Regions from separate parts of the Homo sapiens genome. Here region 2 is linked to region 1. The links are chromatin loops, found by intact Hi-C in ENCODE. Cell type or tissue: natural killer cell. All regions are shown on one strand. Each heading gives the region's core, and the rest is flanking DNA. Links, peaks and the distances in the headings are about the cores only.

Region 1 (10,247 bases), core at 668-8,667:
TGGCCAACATGGTGAAACCCTGTCTCTACTAGAAAATACAAAAAATTAGTCGGGCGTGGTGGTGGACGCCTGTAGTCCCAGCTACTCGGAAGGCTGAGGCAGGAGAATGGCATGAACCCAGGAAGCGGAGCTTGCAGTGAGCCAAGATCGCGCCACTGCACTCCAGCCTGGGCGACAGAGCGAGACTCCGTCTCAAAAAAAAAAAAATTATATATATATATATATATATATATATATATATATATATATATATATATATATATATATGAAATAATATACCTTACTCGTCCAGATGACTCTCACAGATCAAAAACGTTTTAAAAATATATGTTACTCGTCCCGATTACTCTCACAGATCAAAAACGTTTTAAAAATATACATTACTCGTCCCGATTACCCTCACAGATCTAAAACATTTAAAAATATACGTTACTCGTCCCGATTACTCTCACAGATGTGAAACATTTAAAAATATATCACAGTCTGGCTGTCACCTCCTAACGTATTTAAGAATGCTAACAGTATATAAACTTAAAACACCCAGAGAAACTCCCACTGGCTAACAAGGTGGTGGCTTATTCACTTGCATTGGTTTTGCTCTTCTAGAAACAGTAACCTGCCACCACCCTGGTGTCTCTGGTGCCTTCTGCAAAGCACAGGTTTTATGGGCTGGGCCCAGCTCCCAGGGCACTGAGTATGGCCAGGCGGGTACACCTGACTTGTACTGGGGTGACTGCAGGGTCTCTCAGACCTTAGCTCCTCCTCTGAAGAGCGGAAATGACATGCAATTCTCTTGGGGTTGTAAAAATGACTAGATTAGATGGTGCCAAATCCCCAGTTCCTCCCCTACTGCCATCAAGAGAGAGGAGAGAGCAGAGAATGCAAGGGAGTGCACAGACCTCACAGGTCAAGGGCTGCCTTGCTCACCTCTGACATTAGCAGAGCTTGTTTCCTTACCTGTAAAACAAAGGTGGCGGGTTAGCTGTGAGGTTTAAATGACTTCCATGTAAAGAGTTAGAAGAGAGCCTGCAATGAGTGCTAAGCACATTCACCGTTTGTTTTCTCACGGGTTTTCTGTTACACTCCTCCGAGTGCAGAGAGGCAGCTCCCTTGTGAAGCTATCCACACGGTCTTCCGCCTCTCGCTTGCCTGTCTCCTGTCTCTCCAGGGAGGTGCTGGCTGCTGTTGGGCTGAGTCCTCTTGGAACTTCCTTGGGTTTCTTACACCAACATTAAAGACTGAAGTAATCTCCCACCGCAGCCCCAGCCTCAAACTACTGCTCCTATTGTTCCAGCCATCATTTCTACACCCTGGGGTGGTTGTTCACATTCCTGGCTCACTCATCTATCTTCCTTCCTCCCCAAAGCTATTCCCCTGACATTCAGGCACACTCCTTCCCCCTCATGCTTAGATATGTGTCCCCAGTCCCTCTGGATATCCCTGCCAAATGTATCTTGCTAAACCCCCCTTTTAAATTGGGACACATCCCTCTAGTGGATATCTGGATGCTGCCCTGTGTCTAGGGATCAAGCCCAACTCTTCCACTTGTGTAACTTATGGTGCTGCTTCCTGTGGTCATCTCAGTTCCCACAGTTCCTAACCCTTCTTCCCACTGCACAGCTCCTCCTCATCCCACCTCTGAAAGACCACATCCAACCTCAGACACCAGGACTACAGCCAAAAATGGAAAAAAACCTTAGTATTGAATCCAAGATGTGATCAATTATAAGCTGCACCATCACTTTATGTGCCACTAAGAGCACAGTCCATTAACAGTGATACACCCTTGTAAAATAAATCTGATTTCTGAGATGTTACGGCACGGGGAAAGTGCTGGAACTAAGCCTTCCTGGCTCCTGAATACTCCAAGAAACAGGGTAGTGTGGGAAGCTGAGTAACAGCCCTCAAAAGATGGTCACGTCCTAATCCCTGGAATTTGTGAGTGTCGCTTTATATGGCAAAAAGAACGCTGCAGATGTGGTAAAATGGAGGATCTTCGCTGGTGGAGGACTATCCATAAGGCCCTAAATGCCATCTCCAGTATCCTTAAAAACGGAGGAAGTCCAGCCTGGGCAACACAGTGAGACTCCATCTCTACAAAAAATGTTTAAAATTAGCTAATTAGCTGGGTGTGGTGGTACAGGCCTGTAGTCCCAGATACTCGAGAGGCTGAAGTGGAAGGGTTGCTTGAGTCCAGGAGGTCGAGACTGCAGTGAGCTATGATCACACAACCACACTCCAGCCTAGGTGCAAACAGCTCACTGCAGCCTCAATCCTTGTCTAACGAAAAGAAAGAAAACAGGGAGGAACAGAGATTTGACAAAACAGAAAGCAGAATGGCCCCATGAGGATGAAAGCAGCTGCCAGCTCTGAAGGGAGAAGGGCCTGCAGCCATGGAATGTGGCTGAGAAGCAAGAAAAGCAGGAAAAGCTTCTCCCCAGGAGCCTCCAGAGTGCACACCCTGCCCACCCCTCAGTTTTAGCCCAGAGGAACTGATTTCCAACTGCTGGCCTCCAGAACCCTTAAAAGATAAGAGTGTTGTCTGAAGCCACCAAGTTGATGGCACTTTGTCACAGGCGCCCTAATGCACCAACCATGTCATCCTTTCCCTCCTGCTCCAGTACTCACGTTGACATCTACGGAGCATTTCTTTTAAAACTTTGCTTCACACACAGCACCATTTGTGATTAAGTAAAATCAATTCTTTCTACTAGTTACTGGATAAATTCCAAGATCTTTATATGTGTGAAAAAATAAGTAGGAAGAGTATTGTTACTTTGTATTGGATTACATTTGGAGTTTCGGTTTCAAAAGTCTAGCACTCAGATATTAATGTAGACGGTGTTAACAAATTTTAGGTACGCACTTACTAGCCATTTAAAGATTTGTAGCACAAATGAAATAAATTAATGATCTCAGTAGGCAATTCACTTCTAATTGTGTATAAATATCAACACCAGCTTTATATAACATTTTACAAATTGGGTACAAAGTATAAACCAAAAAGAAAATTCTAAGCTCCCAACTATCTGAACAGCTCCTCCTCTCTGCCAGAGGCATTCCAAAGTTAACCTGTAAAACTACTTCAGGCCACGATGAGGGGGTGGGGCATCGGACACACCTCATTACCATGACACAGACTTAAGACTGACAGAACTGACAGAAGAACTGACAGACTCTTTAAGTCTGACAGGAAACATTAACCATCTATTCTCTCTGAAGCCTGCTACCTGGAGGCTTCATCTGTACAATAAAACCTTGGTCTCCACAAGGTAATCCAGACATTCCTTTATATTGATTCCAGGTCTCTAGACAGTAACTTAACCAATTGCCAATCAGAAAAATCTTTGAGTCCAGCTATGATCTGGAGCGCTCCCCACACCAACCTGCTTCCAGGTGTCCCACCTTGCTGAACGAATGTACCCGCTTCCAGCTGTCCCACCTTTCTGAACCAATGTACCTGCTTCCAGGTGTCCCACCTTTCTGAACCAATGTACCCACTTCCAGGTGTCCAACCTTTCTGAACCAATGTACAGCTTACATGTATTGATTGGTGTCTTATGTATCCCTAAAACTTACAGGTCAACCCCCTTGGGCAAATGTCTTGAGACTATGTCACCAGCATCCTTTAAACCTGGCAAAATAAAATACTAAATTAATTGAGACTTGTCTCAGATACTTTTGGTTTACAGATTAAACTAAATGCTTTAACAAATATATAACAAAGTTTCATAAGAAAATGGAAGGTGAAAGTATCATTCAGATTAATAATTTTAGCAATTTGATACTGGTTCTCAAAATGTGAGCAGCATAATCAAAAACTAGCATATAATAGGTACTCCAGTATAATATTTATGGCATGAAGTTAGATAATGTTCTCCCAAATCACTGGATTTATTTTCTACAGATCTACCTTACTCTGGGAAACTTAAAACATATCAATCCCTCAGACAGGAAACAACTCCACATATAATACACGTTAAAATTAAACTATTACAACTGACCCCGAAATAGGATGTGCACTTTCAAATCCCCACTTTTTAGTCACTAACCAGCACTTATTCACAAAAGGAAGTTAATGAATATTAGAATAATTAAATGTTATATGTACAAAATGTAAAATTAACTATCATTATCTATGGCATCAGGATGACTCCTGGAAGTGGAGTCAAGAAAGATTAGCCATGTCCTTGGAACAATATTTGTTTTAAGGAAGATACAGAGCAAATCAAGGCAAGGAAGAGGAGTGCCACTGTAGGCTCCTTGGATATTATTTTAGGGATATACAGAGAGGAAGAGAAAGTGAAATTTTACGGCACACATACTTGCAAGTGTTAATAACAACAAAGCATTATGGTAGATAAATTCTTAGCAACAGCGTAAACAAACCACGGTGGAACAGAAACAAAGAAAAACCCCAGGGCTCATCTGTTCCATTTCAGCAGAGGTGGGGGAGGGAGGTGGCAAAGGCCACACCAGGACTTGCCTGCAAGCGGAGCACTGGTCACAGCTGGGCATCTCTGGGCCTGTGACTCAGACGGCTGACCCGAGGACATGCCTCCCTGCCCGCCCATGTCCAGTGTGTTCACTGGCCTCTCCGCATTCCAGCCTCACAACCACAGCACAGAGTCAGGCTCAACCCCCATCAAACCAAAGAGGAAACAAGGTTCTAAGAGTTGGACCTGACTCACCCAAGGGCAGGGAGTTAGGAAGGGGTGGGTCTCAGGGCGCAACCCACACCCACCAGAGCCAGAGCCTGAGCTGTGGGCTCTGCGAGACGGTGGGAGCCTCAAAGCTAACCAGAGGCCGGTGGCCACACCTCAGCACACCCCACAGAAGGGCAGCCCCACTCGCACGGGCCCTGGCCACATGACTGGTCATGTCCAGACAAGGACACACCAATTCAACAAATCATCATGGGAACCTCAAAGTAGCCATTACTCAATTGTGCTACACGAAACCATGGCAGTTAAAAATACTTGTAACTGTTAGCAAACTTTAATATACCAACACAGCACAGGGGAAGAAAAGCAATCTGAAGTTGTGACTCATTATGGAGGGAATGCTTTCTTCCAAAGGTTATTCAGACAAAAAGAGATAGGGATAAATCCTCTGTCTTTTAACAACATACCATGCAAAAACAAACACTGCCTTCCAAGGCCAGACTTCTGCTTACAAAATTATCATGTCTAATGAGTTCAAAAATAATTCATATATCCTAGACACAGATCTAATAAATAGCTCAAGTAAATACGTTTTCATAACTTAAAAAGAGCAGAAAATTAAATATCTCAAATTCTATTTTTAACTCTTCTCATTATATCATATCTCACAATCTAGTTTTTCAAATGTCTATCAGACATCATTTAAATAAAGTCTGGTAGCTTCATAAGACAGATGATACTGCAATAGTCAAAGTCATATTTCTGAAGAATAACATACTATCCATAATATAGCATTTAAGAAAGGAGGATACTATACACACCCATATATCCAAACATATCATTAAAACATTAACAAAATCCACGGAAATGTTGCCAATGTAATGTTATCACTAGTTAGTAGAATTGCAGGTAACGTTTTTCTTCTTTATTCTCCTCCAAAGCTTATTCTTCAATGAGCATACTTTCTTCTTTAAATCAGAAAAAAATGTTTTTGAAACCTGTCTAGCCATAACATAAGAAATGAAGAAAAATACAACTACATGTTCATTAAATATAGAAAGATAAAGGGGGACTTCACCGTGTAACTGAACAAATTAAAAAAAAGAAACTCAGTTTCAATGACAATTTTACAAGTAATAAAGAAAGCATAATGAAAACCATCATATTAGTATTTCCACATCTGCTGTTGGTGTGGTTATCACTAATTCCAGCACGCAATCACCAAGCACAAAACTGAAGCTGTTATCCGAAAGGACACTGCTGCTGCAATACACAAGTGCACGTGGGATGTGCTTCTTACTTTGTACTGATACTTTCATCTAGACACTGCCGTAATCCATTAAACCCCATTCAATTTATACTTTACTAGCAACTACCATTATGGATGGTTTGGTATTATGGATGATCTTTTAAATATATTTTTTCTTGGATTTTAAAAAAGTGAACATGTATTATTTTTACTAAAAGAATGGGGGAGAGTCTAGAGAGATATTAACAAATGGATAAAACATTTCAATTACAAGGAATGAGTTCAAGAGATCTATTGTACAACACTGTAACTATAGTTAGCAACAATATAATATATTCTTGAAAAAGTCACTAAGAGTAGATTTTCTAGTGTTCCACCACAAAAAATGGTAAGCCCGTGACATAATGCATTTGTTAATTAGCTTGATTTAGCACATTCTACAATGTATACATATTTCAAAACATGTTGAACACAATAAAAATAATACTTTTATCAGATAAAAAAATAACAACAGCCAGGTGCAGTGGCTCACGCCTGTATTCCCTCCCAGATCTTTGGGAAGTAGAGGCAGGAGGATCGCTTGAGCCCAGGAGTTCAAGACCAGCCTGGGTAAGAAACCTCCCTTCTACAAAAAATTTTAAAAATTAGTGAGACGTGGTGGCGCATGCCTGTAGCCCAAGCTACTGGGGAGGCTGAGGCGGGAGGGGTGACTGAGCCCAGTAGGTTGAGGCTGCAGTGAGCCATGATTGTGCCACTGCACTCCAGTCTGGGCAACAGAGCAAAACCTTGTGTCAAAAAATAAATAAATAAAAATAATTGAAAAAAACCCACCAATTCATACTATGACTAATGCTAGGATTAAACAGATTTGCTGTGTTATTGCCGGCTGGTAAATTTCTGAGTTTAAGGCCTTGTCTTACACACATTTTGTGTCACTAGCACCTAACACAGTACCTAGAACATAGCAAATGCCTAATAAATGTCCATAAATTCATCAAGACTCATTTTTAATGCTTACATATAAATTGGACTAGTTTCTTAAAATGCGATCCAGGAAAAAATTCACAAAAATAAATAGTTTGCTTTAACAAACATTATAGAACTTTAAAAACAGTTAAGAAAAATAAATGAAGAAAAGAAATTAGTGACAGGAAGAAAGACTCTGGAAAAACCTCCATAAATAAAACATGCTTTATGGAAAAAATGATCCCATGCAAAAGACAACTACTAACATATTCACCATCTGTGTAAGAACTATGCCCCACCCAATTCCAAAAGAACAGGAGGTGACTCAGTGTTCAAGGAACAATAAGATCATTGAGAGTAAAAGAAGATCGCCTATTTGAAGAAAAGTGTGATGGGTACTCCCGGCTATTACAGTAGTACAGGGCCCAACAATCCAGCAATAATTTTGGCTGTGAGTTTTCTGGTAGCTACAGCAAGAATAGAAGTATACTGCATTACACAGTAGCTTTCCTTTTCTGATTTCACAAGCTTAGATCTGAACACATCACTACTTTCACCCCCATCATGTCCAAACTCTGTCTTAAAAGCACGACAGTAATCCCAGCCACGTCCCTGCATCCTGTAAATCAGAACTGCCCTGAGGGCCTGGGCCAGCCATCCAGAAGGAGCACTTCTACTCCTCCCAGGTCATGGGGACCTGGGCTGGGGTCTAGTGGGACCACTTCCTTTCCTCACTGCTGGGCCCAGAGTAAGTCCCAAGCTGAGTGCAGCCTTCTACCAGGTGGAGGAGTTACAACCCTATCAGAACTTCCATGCATTTCCCTCCAGATGAGACGGCCCAGAAATCTGCCTTTGCAACTGTCCTCCACACGGCCGCTCGCGCTGTTGCCACTGAACGTAAGGCCATGCCCTTCAATAAGAGTAGAATCTCTTCCCTAGCATGTCCGTAAATTTATAACACGCCCCCTTAGTTACCATCAAACCCTCCCTGCTCCTTTCTTCTGAGCCACCGTGACACTGGAGCCATCACCACAGCCCGCCTCCCAGGTGCTTCTTCTAACTACTCTGAGCAGAGTGTAAATATGAAGACAGGATGATTTCTTACACTTGTGTTGGCACAATCATCTGCATAGAGTGGGTCCTTACATCTCTAAATGAAGAAATAAAATTCCTCTGAGACAGAATCGTCATGAAAACTAAAAAAGATAATGACTTGCCAAACCATAACAAAATGCAAGAGACGACAAAAGACCACAATGTATTCTATAATACATGATAAAATTATGTTCTGATAGAATGTACCCAGTATGAAACAAACCAATCCATAAGCTAAACTACTCAAACATATGTGATGATTATATACTGATACCTTGAATCACAGTTAAGACTTTGGAATAACTCACGGAAAAACAGATTTCGGTTTTTTATATTTTTGAAGCATGATTTCTATTGCTATGCAATTAAAATTAATATTTGTTTAAGCCAATATAGTATAGCATCCGTGTTTAAGGGACTATTAGAGGCCCGAGGTGGTGGCTCACACCTGTAATCAGAGCACTTCAGAAGTGCTGAGATAGGAGGATCACTTGAGCCCAGGAGTTTGAGACCAGCCTGGGCAACATAGCAAGACCTCGGCTCTACTACAAGTATAAAAAATGTTCAAATATATAAAATTAAAAAATAAATAAAAATAAAGTAATATTAGAGCTGGGTACAATGATTCACACCTGTAGTCCCAGCCACTCAGGAGGCTGAGGCAGGAGGATCCCTCAAGCCTAGGAGTTCGAGGCCAGCCTGGGGTAACACAGTGAGACTCCAGCTCAAAAAATAAAGTACTATTAGGTTTAAGTTAAAAATATTTACCTAGTTTTTAAAATTCATATACCTAACCCTTTCATTAACTCTCCTTTAAAATGTAAATACCCCCAAACTTAAGTTAGAACAATATTCCTTAAAAACTTTTACAGTTTTAGCTAGAATTCCGTAAGCAAAGGTGTACCTCACTTTGCACTATAACTGACCACCTTTTCATCCATTATTAAAAGAAATTCAGGCCAGGCATGGTGGCTCACGCCTGTAATCCTAGCACTTTGGGAGGCTGAGGCAGGCGGATTGCCTGAGCTTAGGAGTTCAAGACCAGCCTGGGCAACATGGTGAAACCCTGTCTGCACTATAATACAAAAGAAATTAGCTGGATGTGGCGGTGTGCGCCTGTAGTCCCAGATACTTGGGAGGCTGAGGCAGGAGAATTGCTTGAACCAGCGAGGCGGAGGTTGCAGTGACCCGAGATGGTGCCACTGTGCCCCAGCCTGGGCGACAGAGTGAGACTCTGTCTCAAAAAAAAAAAAAAAAAAAAAAAAAAAGACATTGGATTTTTTTTTTTTTAGAGACGGACTGTGGCTCTGTCGCCCAGGCTGGAGTGCAGTGGTGCGATCTCGGCTCACTGCAAGCTCCGCCTCCCAGTTTCATGCCATTCTCCTGCCTCAGCCTCCCGAGTAGCTGGGACTACAGGCGCACACCGCCACGCCCGGCTAATTTTTTGTATTTTTAGTAGAGACGGGGTCTCACCGTGTTAGCCAGGATGGTCTCAATCTCCTGACCTCGTGATCCACCTGCCTTGGCCTCCCAAAGAGCAGAGATTACAGGTGTGAGCCACCGCACCCAGCCCTGATGTCTATATTTTTTAACAGTGCTATTGAGACATAATTCACATACTCGTCAATGCACTCATTTAAAGTAAACAGTTTGATGGTTTTTAGTATATTCAGAATGTCTACTTCAAGGTTAAAGGCTGTGACCAATGTGGAAATCATGAAAGCCTACAGAAACGATCATAGGTTCATTAGGTCTAACAATAACACTATTCCATAACTGATCTTCACAGGATGGAAGTTTACATTTATGAATACGTACTTATAAAATATATTATGTTTTAAGTGTATATATCCATATAAACTATTTATATTTCAGTCCTAGCTCTATACCCTCCCATCCTTAAATGTAGAATGATAATAATATTAATCTTAAGTAGAAATTTTACTAAATCCACAACATACAGGCTGATGGATTGCATATATCCTAAATTTAAATCTATTTTTTAGCTTAAACTAAAAACCTGATATTTACTGCTTTATTTTTAGCCATCTTGGGGCATTAATGTTCTAACTGAAGGAGGTTCTCAGACCACAGAACTGAAGCAACAACGGTCACATCCTTTCCCTTCTGTGTCTCAGCCGCAGTGTGGGTGTGAACAAGAAACCCAAGCAGCATCCTCATCCTATCTGCAGCTACGATGAGGACTCCAACACTTCCTCAACCACATGACCACTCGGATTCAGGTGCTGAAGAAGCACTTGTTTAAAATAGCT
Region 2 (10,247 bases), core at 1,305-9,304, 380 kb after region 1:
GTACTGGAAGTCCCTGTAAGTGCAAAAAGGAATAAAGATAAATAAAAGACATACAGATCGGACAGGAAAAAAACCTGGCACTACTTCCAGTAATCATAATGGTCTAGATAGAAAATACCATGGAATTTATAAAAGAAGCTACTAGAAATGATAAAAGAGATTAACATAATAGTTTAGGTATAATGGACACATTACTGGAAACGTGCAACTAAGCAAATACAACCCAAGGAGAAATAGAAAGCCTGAGTAGCCCTAGGGTCCCTAAAGAAATTTAATCTGTAATTAAAAACGGGAGGTGAACATGCTGGAGTTGTTAGGGAGAGCTCTTTAGATCAACACAAGTGGAAGGAGAGGAGAAGGAGCAGGGTTGGGCAGAGAAGGAAGCAACTTGGAGGTTATGTTACCTACCAAGAAAGTATGTTCTAGTTATACATTCGGGGACCTAGGAGGTGATGAACAAATGGCCTCTGCATCAGTGGACTCACTGTGACCTGGACCTGAGCCAAAGTTCTATTAGCTGCTTAGCCTCAAAGTGCTCCCATTTTAACAGAAGGGCCACGATGACATTTCAGACCATTGCATATAAATGTCAACTTCAGGGGTCGTGCTAAAGGGTCTTTGAAAAGTCCAAGTATTGGCTGTGCACGGTGGCTCACGCCTGTAATCCCAGCACTTTGGGAGGCTGAGGCAGGTGGATTACAAGGTCAGGAGATTGAGACCATCCCGGCTAACACGGTGAAACCCCATCTCTACTAAAAATACAGAAAATTAGCTGGGCCTGGTGGCAGGTGCCTGTAGTTCCAGCTACTCAGCAGGCTGAGGCAGGAGAATGGTGTGAACCCGGGAGGCAGAGCTTGCAGTGAGCTGAGATTGCGCCACTGCACTCCAGCCTGGGTGACAGAGCGAGACTCCGTCTCAAAAAAAAAAAAAAAAAAAAAAAGAAAGAAAGAGAAGTCCGGATATTGCCCCTTTACTCTGGTGCAGTCACCTGCATAAGGGAAGGACTGGGGGAGTCAGCGCCATGTGCACCCACCATCGTGGGTCAGGAAGAACTGAAGAGCATCAGCGCCATGTGGACTCACCATCGAGGGTCAGGAAGGACTGGGGAGTCAGCGCCATGGGCATTCGCCATCGTGGGTCAAGCTCCTTCCTCTTGTGGACCTGGCGACTCCTTCAAATCGTCCCCTCACTGGCGTGAGTCTGGAAACTGGGCGAGTCCCTGAGTTGTGCTGGGGTGACCATGACCTGTTTCATTATCGTCCTTATTTTCATTGCATACACTGCATAGTGCCTCTTTTCACTGCCTGTCTGTTTTGCATCCAGCGACACTGTTCTGTTAACCCTCTGTGGATCAGGTTCCCTCAAGGCCACTCCAGCCTTGTCACAGATGAAGATAACTGCATCCACCAGGCTGCTGAAGGCGAAGTGCAGCCATCTAGTCTGTATTGTTCAGGGTCCTTTTGCCCCACAGCTGTCAGAAAGCCTCCCTCGGTGATGGACTCTGCTGCTGGCAGCCCAGCCTGCACGTGCACGGGGAGCCACTGTTTCTCCTGCCACCCGTACATTCCCCTGGGGCTTCCCACGTGCAATGGCCCGGATGTCTGCGTCTTCCCCAGATTCACAGATTGAAGCCCTAATCCCCAGTGTAAATGATATTTGGGGGTGGAGCTTTTCGGAGGTAATTAGGTTCAGATGAGCCCGTAATCGTAAGGCCCCCAGGATGAGATTAGCACACTTACAAGAAGAGGAGGAGACCAGTGTTCTTTCTCTCTCCCTCCTTCTGCCACGGGGAGAAGGCACCCACAGCAGACACCAGAGCTGCTGGCCACCAGAACTATGAGAAATAAATGTTTGTTGTTGAGGCCACCGAGTCCATGGTGCCTGTGACAGCAGCCTTAGCTGATGGAGATGCTGGGGGTCACAGTGTTCCAGCTGCTTGTCTGCCTCAGCCCACTTCCCTGAGCCTGTGAACCCCCTAACGTCGGCACCCTCCAGGGAAGCTCTGGCACAATTTCCACCTCACTTGCTGCAGAGCTTCACGCTTCACTCATAGGGGACAGCCTAGTACGGTTTCCCCATTGCCTGGGGTCCTCTCCTATATTCCACGAGAGTGCTTCCAAGCTGACAAATTCTCCTCATCTGTGGGCCTGGCTTTGACACAACAAACCCAGTGAGGTTGAGGGTTTGCCCTTCTTGGGAGCTGCAGCTTTTGAGATCCAGTCCTGAGATGGGTCATGATTTCCACCTATAGGAGATGAGAGCTGTTTTTTGTTTTTTAAATTGAGAGCCCTTTTCATGCTCCTGGGAGCCCTCTAGGGTTTACACTCAGCTTTTAGTTGCTGAGTAATCACTTCCTTCTTCAAAGGGTTCATCGAAGTTGATAGCAGCCATGAGATTCTGGGCCCTGCTAATTATTATTTCCCGATATTTCTTAAATGTCTTTTATATCACACCTGCTGGTCTGTGATCCCCGCTGACCTCTGGTCCAAGTTTTGATGCTGGTGTGGCTCCTTGTGCCAGGGCCAGTCGCTGCTTCACCTTGCAGTAGGCACCTGTCTCTGGTGGCAGGTGACTGAGCTCCAAGATGACATCCCAGTATCTGTTCTGTTTTACCACTGCTGGTGTGGGCTTCACAGACTTGGCTCCCAGGAAGACAATGACATGGAAAGGATTATGCTGGAGGTTCATTTAGGAGTGCACCTGTGGGAGGGAAGGAAGCAGGGTTGGGCAAAGGAAGAATCTGCCTGGAATGCAGTCTCAACAGAGGCCTCAGCTGACCTATAGAAGCTCTGAAGCTGCAATGATCCTCCCAAGTGGTCCTTAATGTGGGCCTTTCGCTCCCACCTGGAGTGGTCAGTGGACGTAGGGAGCCCAGGAAAAAGGGTGTGGCCTTGGGTAAGGCAGCGTCTTCCTGCCAGGCAATCCCCCAGGGGACCTGGCAGTTGCAGGCCCTCTGCCGACCATGCTTCCAGCAGCTGCAAGAACCCAGGGAGGTCTCAGTGGATCATGACGGGATCTGCAGCACGGGCTAACAAGCCAGGCCCCAGAGACACACACTGTTCCCTTCCCTTCCACGAAGTTCAGAGCCAGGCGTAGCTAGACTACTGCAGCACGAGTGTTGGGTGGGTGGGCACAGGTTCTGCCTGGCAAACGTCACATGCCTTTACCAAGGTGGTGACCATGTGAGTGAGTGCCTTGTGTTTACACTTTGGGTATTTTCTTATTTGTGTTAAACTTCAAAAAATGTGAAAACATTCGAAAGAAGACAGTGTCTCCTGGGATCTGGGCAGCAGGCTGGGTCTGAACTCTCGCTTACCTCTTGTGGATGTTAACACAGCCTGGAATTTCCTGGTTTGTTAGTCAAGGAATACTTTACCCAGGTGCAATCCATCTGCTTTCATTTTTTTAGTCAGTAAATTGGACTCCTTTCTTTTTATCTGCTTGAAATGACTAAAGCAATGTGTGTGTTGTTTTTAGAATGGAAGGCTTTGCATAACGGACACTAACATTATTTCTTTCCAATCATGTTGCAAGTTGCCTGCATGTTGTGTAAACCAAAGAGTGCCTGATACGGGTCTCAATCAGCTTAGAGGTTTATTTTGCCGAGGTTGAGGATGTACTCAGGAGAAAGAGACAGACTGCAGTAGGACCTGTGGCCCATACTTTTTCCAAAGAGGGTTTTGAGGGCCTCAATACCTAAAGGAGAAAAGCAGGCAGGAGGGGAAGGAGGAAAGGAAAAAAAGATTTTTTTCTGTAGAAAAAAATCAGACAAGAAGTTGCATTCTTGTGAGGCTTTGATTAGTGCTCAGTGAATCCACAAGCTGCAGGTGAAAGGAGGGGAGAGGAACAGCGGAGTATGTGGCTGTCTCTCACTCAGTGAATCTGCACTTTGCACGAGATGAAGTACACACAGAGTGGAGGAAGAAGTCGAACAGGCATTCATCTCAGGGTGGGTGGTGGGACAATTTATTGTCCTGCACTCACAAAGATAAGGTGTTAATTTACACTGTCAGGGTGAGAGAGGCCACCTGGGGAGGTCCCTGTTTAACAGAAGGAAAGGGAGTTGTTTGTGGCTCAGTTTCCAAGCTCAACTTTCCCTTTTGGCGTAGTGAGTTTGGGATCTGAGATTTTATTTTCCTTTTGCAGTTGCAATGTACTTATTATCAAAGTTAGGGCATCCATCTACTCCAGAGTAATTTTGCTTTTAGGATGAATCAAAATAATGCCTCATATCTGATATTTTGAAAAGCTCTTCACAGCAAGAAGGAATTTTGCTGATTTTGGAGCAAGAGCGGTGAGAGCAGGATGATCCCAAGTCCTACCCTGTTTTAGTCACTCCAAGAAAAGGTTTCTCACGGAAGAGGAATGAGTCTGTGTCAACTGTTCCCAAGACATCCTGTAGGAGCCCAGAAGGCCAGGAGCCCAGAAGGCCCTGGACATTTTGGGAGCACCCATTCTAAGGAAGTGGGCACTTTCACCAAGTAAACAGAAAGAGGTCGGGAGGAGCTCTCTACGATATGTTTTCCACTTACGCTGATACCTTAAATCACACAATTAAGGATCCAGATTTTTCATTCCATGTTAGGTAAAAAGCTTTAAAAGCATATGGCCTCAGTAAAGCCAGCACACCAATTCCAAACTGCTGCTCGGTGCAACTTGAGAATGCAGCAGAAATTGTGCATGTGTTGACACTGCTCCATTTCATTAGGAAGAATGAAAACAGGAAATACAGGTGAAAATCTTCCAAACTTTGAAGTAGTCAAAGATTTCTTAAATAAGCCCAACAAGAGTTATCAATAACAGAAAATCAAATTACCTTAAAGAAATTGGAAACACATTACAAAATAAAAACAGATATGTTCCGCACAAAATGCACAAAGGCTTAGTGTCTATAATTCAAAGAACTATTATAAATCAATAAGAAAAGGACTGATAATTCAATTACAAGTGTCCAAAAGGCAGCACACAGTTCAAAAAAATGGAACATATAACCAACAAATATATGCAGAGGCCGAATATCCTTAGTGATCAGGAAAATGCAAGTCCAAATCACAGAGATAACATTTTACTGTCATTTAAGTGGGAAAAAGTGGTGACATCTGATGGCACCAAGCAAAGGGGCAGATGCAGATTGCCTGGACCCCATGCACATTCCTGGTGGGAATAAAGCTGGAGCTGCTGCTGTGGACAGCAGCTTGTCCCTATGCTGGGAGCTGCGGCATTCATATTCCCTGTGAGCACCAAAGGCATCAGCAAAAATGTTTCATTCACAGGAAAGCAAAAATCTGGAAACAATTCAAATCACTTCTAACAGGAAAATGGATAAACTGTTGCACATTCCAACCATACGTTATTTTACAGTGCTCCAAGTGAAGAATATAGCGACATGCAATCAGATGCATAAATTTTAACAATCAGACCGGGTGCGGTGGCTCACACCTGTAATCCCAGCATTTTGGGAGGCTAAGGTGGGTGGATCACGAGGTCAGGAGATAGAGACCATTCTGGCTAACACAGTGAAACCCTGTCTCTACTAAAAATACAAAAAATTAGGCGGGTGTGGTGGCTGGTACCTGTAGTCCCAGCTACTCGGGAGGCTGAGGTAGGAGAATTGTATGAACCCGGGAGGCAGAGGTTACAGTGAGCTGAGATGGCGCCACTGCACTCCAGCCTGGGCGACAGAGCAAGACTCTGTCTCAAAAAAAAAAAAAAAGAAAAAGAAAAAGAAAAAATTTTTTAACAATTTAATTTTGCCTGGCAAGTGAAAATCCCAAAATTAAAAAAAAAAAAAACAACCAACTAAAACTGAAGCCACATGATTTTTAGGGACATACTTCCAAGGTAGACACATATGTGCAGGAAGCCCAGACACAGACATCAGCCATCTGGGGAGAGGGAGGGATGGGGGCATTCAGGCAGATGTAGGTTCGTTTCCAATGCCCTACTTTTCATTTGGGGTAACTTTAGTAGGTAGTTGTTGAATTGTTTAAATTAATTTTTAAAAGCAGGCTTTGCATGAACAATGATGAGAGTATGTAAAAAACTGAAGTTTCAATTAAAAGAAATAAACAGGAAATGACCATGTGTTGAAACCAGAAGCAGCTGAGCTGAGAAAATCTTATCAGAAAGTGAGAAAATAGCGCGACAAACAGCCACAAGAAGAGGGCTCATCTGTGTGAGTACAAACGTGGCCTGCTCCATCGTTTTGCTGAACCAGCCTTGACAAGGGCACTTTACTCTGGTTAAATTCCAGAGAAGCAATTTTTCTAAAACAACTTTGTCTCCTCTTTGGGGATCAAAGGCAGAATGTGCCATTTTCTACCTCCTAGCGAGGGGATACATTTGAAATCCTCCAAGAGCTTAAGAGTTTGCATCTTGGCCACTTTCCCAGCATATGTGCTTTAAAGAGACCAGAAAATGGTGTTTTCAAAATACTTCCTGGAATCTTTTATAAGGTAATAAATCAGCAGGAAAGGTCACCCGGCCTGCTCCTTCTTACCACTTCTGTAATAAACATAAGTTTCCATTAATATTAAATATTTCTTATGACAATTTTAGTCTAAACATATTATCAATTATCTTAGAAATGAACTATGTCACTAATAAAAATCATCATCATATTAATTTTCTATTTGGCTTTCAAATTTATAAAACCTTTATCATCTCATTTGATAAAATCCTGTGATAGTTTCATTACAACACAAATTGCATGTTGTAATCATCTTGCTTAGTTTCTGTCACTTTTTAAAACCTGATTTGTCTGTCACCATGCTGGAATGTCAGTGCCTCTGTGGCATCACCTGTCTCTCTTGCCACCGCCTGGCTCAGGCCTGGCACGTGCTCAGTGAGTTTGCAAGACTGAAGGGCACCCCTGCCTCCACGTCAAATCCCAGGGGTCCCTCACGGCGCTGCATGTGGGAAGATGGAGGCTGAGCCCCAGTTTGCATGCCATGGTGCTGGCCCTCGCGTATGAAATACACCAGTGATTATAAAGGTTAGTGAAAAATCTAATTATGAAATTGTACATAAACTACGATTAACTCTTTTTGTATATAGAAGAGGATACAAGGAAATATATCTAAATTGCTATGTTCACTATGCTCAGTGATAAGATTAAAGGTACATATTTTTCCCCTTTGATTTTCAACATTTTCTCAAACGTGCTTCTATTACTTTTACAAATTATCATAATCAGAGACGTAATACCCTGAGTCACCTGTTGTGTTTACTAAGACAACAAAGTACTTTGGGGTTTCTTTGCTCCTTGCAGACAGGGTGGTGGAACTGAGGGAGACTGCAGCCAGCCCAGTCGTGCCCACCCGGGCTTGCCACAGAGTTCATGGGCCTTGGGGGCTTCGTGCATTCTGCTCCCTGCTTAGAAACAGCCTCCCCCAGGCCTTCCCCGCTCCTTAGCGTGGCTGACTTCCTCTGGTCCTTTAGGGCTCAGCTCACCCGACTCCTCCCAGGAAAAGCTCCCCAGTCAGAGGTTCCTCCCTCTGGTCCTTTAGGGCTCAGCTCACCAGACTCCTCCCAGGAAAAACTCCCCAGTTAGAGGCTCCTCCCACGTGCTTTTATTTAGCTCCCTCAGCAGCTACTATGCGTCTTCATGACCTGTTTACCTCGTTCCCCAGGGAAGTCACAGGCTCCCTGAAGACAGGAGCCGTGTTTTGGTCACGGCCTCCTCGCACTGGCCTGCAGGAGAAGCTCCAGGGATACGTGAACGGATAGATGAGTGAGAGGCTTTGGGTGCCCTGAGCTCGAGTTTGTGTTTTAAGGCAAGTCATATCACTTATCAGTCATATCACTGCAGAATGAGAATGCTAAATTTCTCTTGTTCTTACATCCTGTATTTGCACAGCACTTTCACGTTATCACGTGTGACAGAAGGAAGACAGCCTCAGCCTCCCGGCTCAGCCACTGGGTCTAGTCCATTGGGCACAAATACAAACCTGCAAGGTGTGTGTGGCTCGGAGAGGGGCCCCTCAATGTCAGCAACAAGGGGGGATTTCAGAAGGTTCCAGTCTCCTTCTTACCTCTCTTCTCTACTTCTTACCTTCCTTCCTTTATTTATTCCTCTTTTCCTTCCTTTTTCAAATATTTTGAGCTCCTGCTGTTTCTATGCCAGAGAAGGAGGCAGGCCCCAGCGAGACCGAGAGAGCTGAGGGCCCGCTGGCCTGGAGGCCTCCGGAAGGCAGCTCCTTCACCACTTTTGATCCCCCTAAAATGTCAACAGACTTTAACCACTGATTATTTGTCATTTAGACCCAAGTGCTAATGAATCTGTCCCTGGTGAAGTTCAGGATGGGCCCCCGGGAGGACCTCGGGCCTGGGGGAGCTGGTGTGTGGGGTTCTTCCCAAGCATGGCTGAGCATGGAGACGGTGGCCATAGCTGAGAGCAGGACGCTCCCCACCCTTCTTTCCTCACCTTCTAACTGGAAGAGGGGTTCAAGCCCTGCTTGGTGAGGGACTTAAGAAGGTGGACAGAGGCTGCCTCAGCAGGCGTGGGTCTCTCCTCTCTCCACACCTGTGCACCAAGTGGCTCGGCTTCTGTCTGATTCACACAGTGCGTGTCTGTGGGCAGTTTTGTGTGAAAACACATCTGCTGCATAAGAAACGGTGGGTGTGGGTAAAAACTGCTGCCAAGGGAGCCACAGAGTGGAGGCCATAGAGCATCTACTGTGTTTCTCTTCAGTTTCACATGAGGCACATGTCACATGCACACACGTGCACACATAACACACTCACACGTGTGTGCAGAAATCTCACACACAGGACATTCCCCCCACCAATGCCATCCCGAACCCACTGAAGTGCTGGAGAGAAGGAGCCACCAACCCTTTCCAGGTGAGTTCCAGGAGTGAAGAGGACTCAAGGCTGCTCAGAGCCTGGTTAGAGCCACGGACAGAGAACGGAAGCCTCGACTGAGCCGTTAGAGGCAGCAGCCTCCCACTGTCCCCCAAGTGCGGGGTCCAAGCTCTGCCTCAGTGACCAGGCAGAGCCTCGCCTGGGTCCTGCAGGACTCACACGGTGAGTGGATGCTGCTGCCACTGCCGTCCGCACCTCCACTGGTGGTGTTTCAGGACCAGCTTGTCAACTGTAACAGAAACATATATAAAACCAGAATCCATTTCTCTTCTTGAGAAATAATTTAAGATTAATTATAATTTTACAGAATGCATAGTTAGTATAACTGCTGATGAGGGACTGAAGGCATCACATCTTTCTTTCTTTTTTTTTTTTTTTTGAGAGTCTTGCTCTGTTGCCCAGGCTAGAGTACAGTGGCACTATCAGGGCTCACTGCAGCCTTGACCTCCCTGGCTCAAGTAATCTTCCCACCTTAACCTCCTGTGTACTGGGACTATAGGCATACACCACAATGCCAGGCAAATTGAAAAATTTTTTTGTAGAGCTGGGAGTCTCACTATGTTGCCCAGGCTGCTCTTGAACTCCTGGGCTCAAGGGATTCTCTCTTGGCCTCAAAGGGTGCTAGGATTACAGTGTGAGCCCTACATGCAGGACAAAATAAAATCTTAAGCCTGCTGAAATTATCCAACCTCTCCTGTGTCATCAACACTCCTCTGTCAGGATGGCCTCTGAGCTTCCAAAGATGAAACATGGAAACAGGGAAACAGGGTGGGTGAGCTTCTCCCTGGGTGACGTGCCTCTCCAGCTCTCCTTCCTGGATTAGACAAATGAGGAGAGAAGGAATATGTCACATCAAAGACCCATTACTGCTGTTTGCAATATGCTTTCAAAGCATGACATGGAAGTTTGCTGTTTTGTTCATAAGTTTTTATTTAGTTATGATTGTAAAAGGACCAAAAGTTATGCCTGTACTGGTGTGTATACTTTTCAATAAACAATTGTGCATTTTTGATAATTTTTCTATACTATGTTCTGATTGTATTTATTGAAACATAATTTTGTTTCAACTCTAATAAAAACCTACGCTTGCTTTTGTATATCTCTTACAATTATATTTTTCTAGTAATTTATTTTTGTTGTATTTTATTAGTATTAGCCTGTAGTGGCTTGGCAATTAAACACAGTCAAGTCTTCTGCACAGATGGATTAGGAAGCATTCAGGAGGCCCCATCACGGGCATCTCTCCATGCAGTCAGTTCCCTGTATGGTGAGCACGTGCACAAGGCAGTTTGGAAGCTCTTGAGGCAAGACTTTTGAAAATACCCTTGGGGTATATAAGGAGAGTCAGGCCTAATATTTAGTAAATTTAGCTATAAAATAAT

What was found. Peaks named below come from ENCODE experiments on the same cell type or tissue, not always from the same donor. Only the 100,000 strongest peaks of a DNase experiment are listed, where the experiment ranks them.
Region 2: it touches region 1 in a loop (5-fold over the local background); 2 of 110 quality-filtered maps call a loop at or near these places.

Annotation. Positions count from the first base shown.
Region 1 is chr7:158,814,080-158,824,326 of GRCh38, forward strand. The region is part of intron 1 of ESYT2 (extended synaptotagmin 2); the gene reads right to left. Among named protein-coding and RNA genes, the nearest start is that of ESYT2, 10 kb to the right of the region's middle. RefSeq lists a silencer at 999-1,293 and an enhancer at 4,337-4,496. In natural killer cell, for the core only: no CTCF peak of the experiment used is centred there; DNase peaks (open chromatin) are centred at 742, 3,142, 4,422, 7,822 and 3 weaker places; H3K4me3 peaks cover 1,024 bases; H3K27ac peaks cover 5,711 bases.
Region 2 is chr7:159,189,892-159,200,138 of GRCh38, forward strand. No RefSeq gene overlaps it. Among named protein-coding and RNA genes, the nearest start is that of VIPR2, 50 kb to the left of the region's middle. RefSeq lists enhancers at 1,923-2,422, 7,274-7,383 and a silencer at 7,494-7,563. In natural killer cell, for the core only: no CTCF peak of the experiment used is centred there; DNase peaks (open chromatin) are centred at 6,150, 7,530, 7,860 and 8,580; H3K4me3 peaks cover 772 bases; H3K27ac peaks cover 4,333 bases.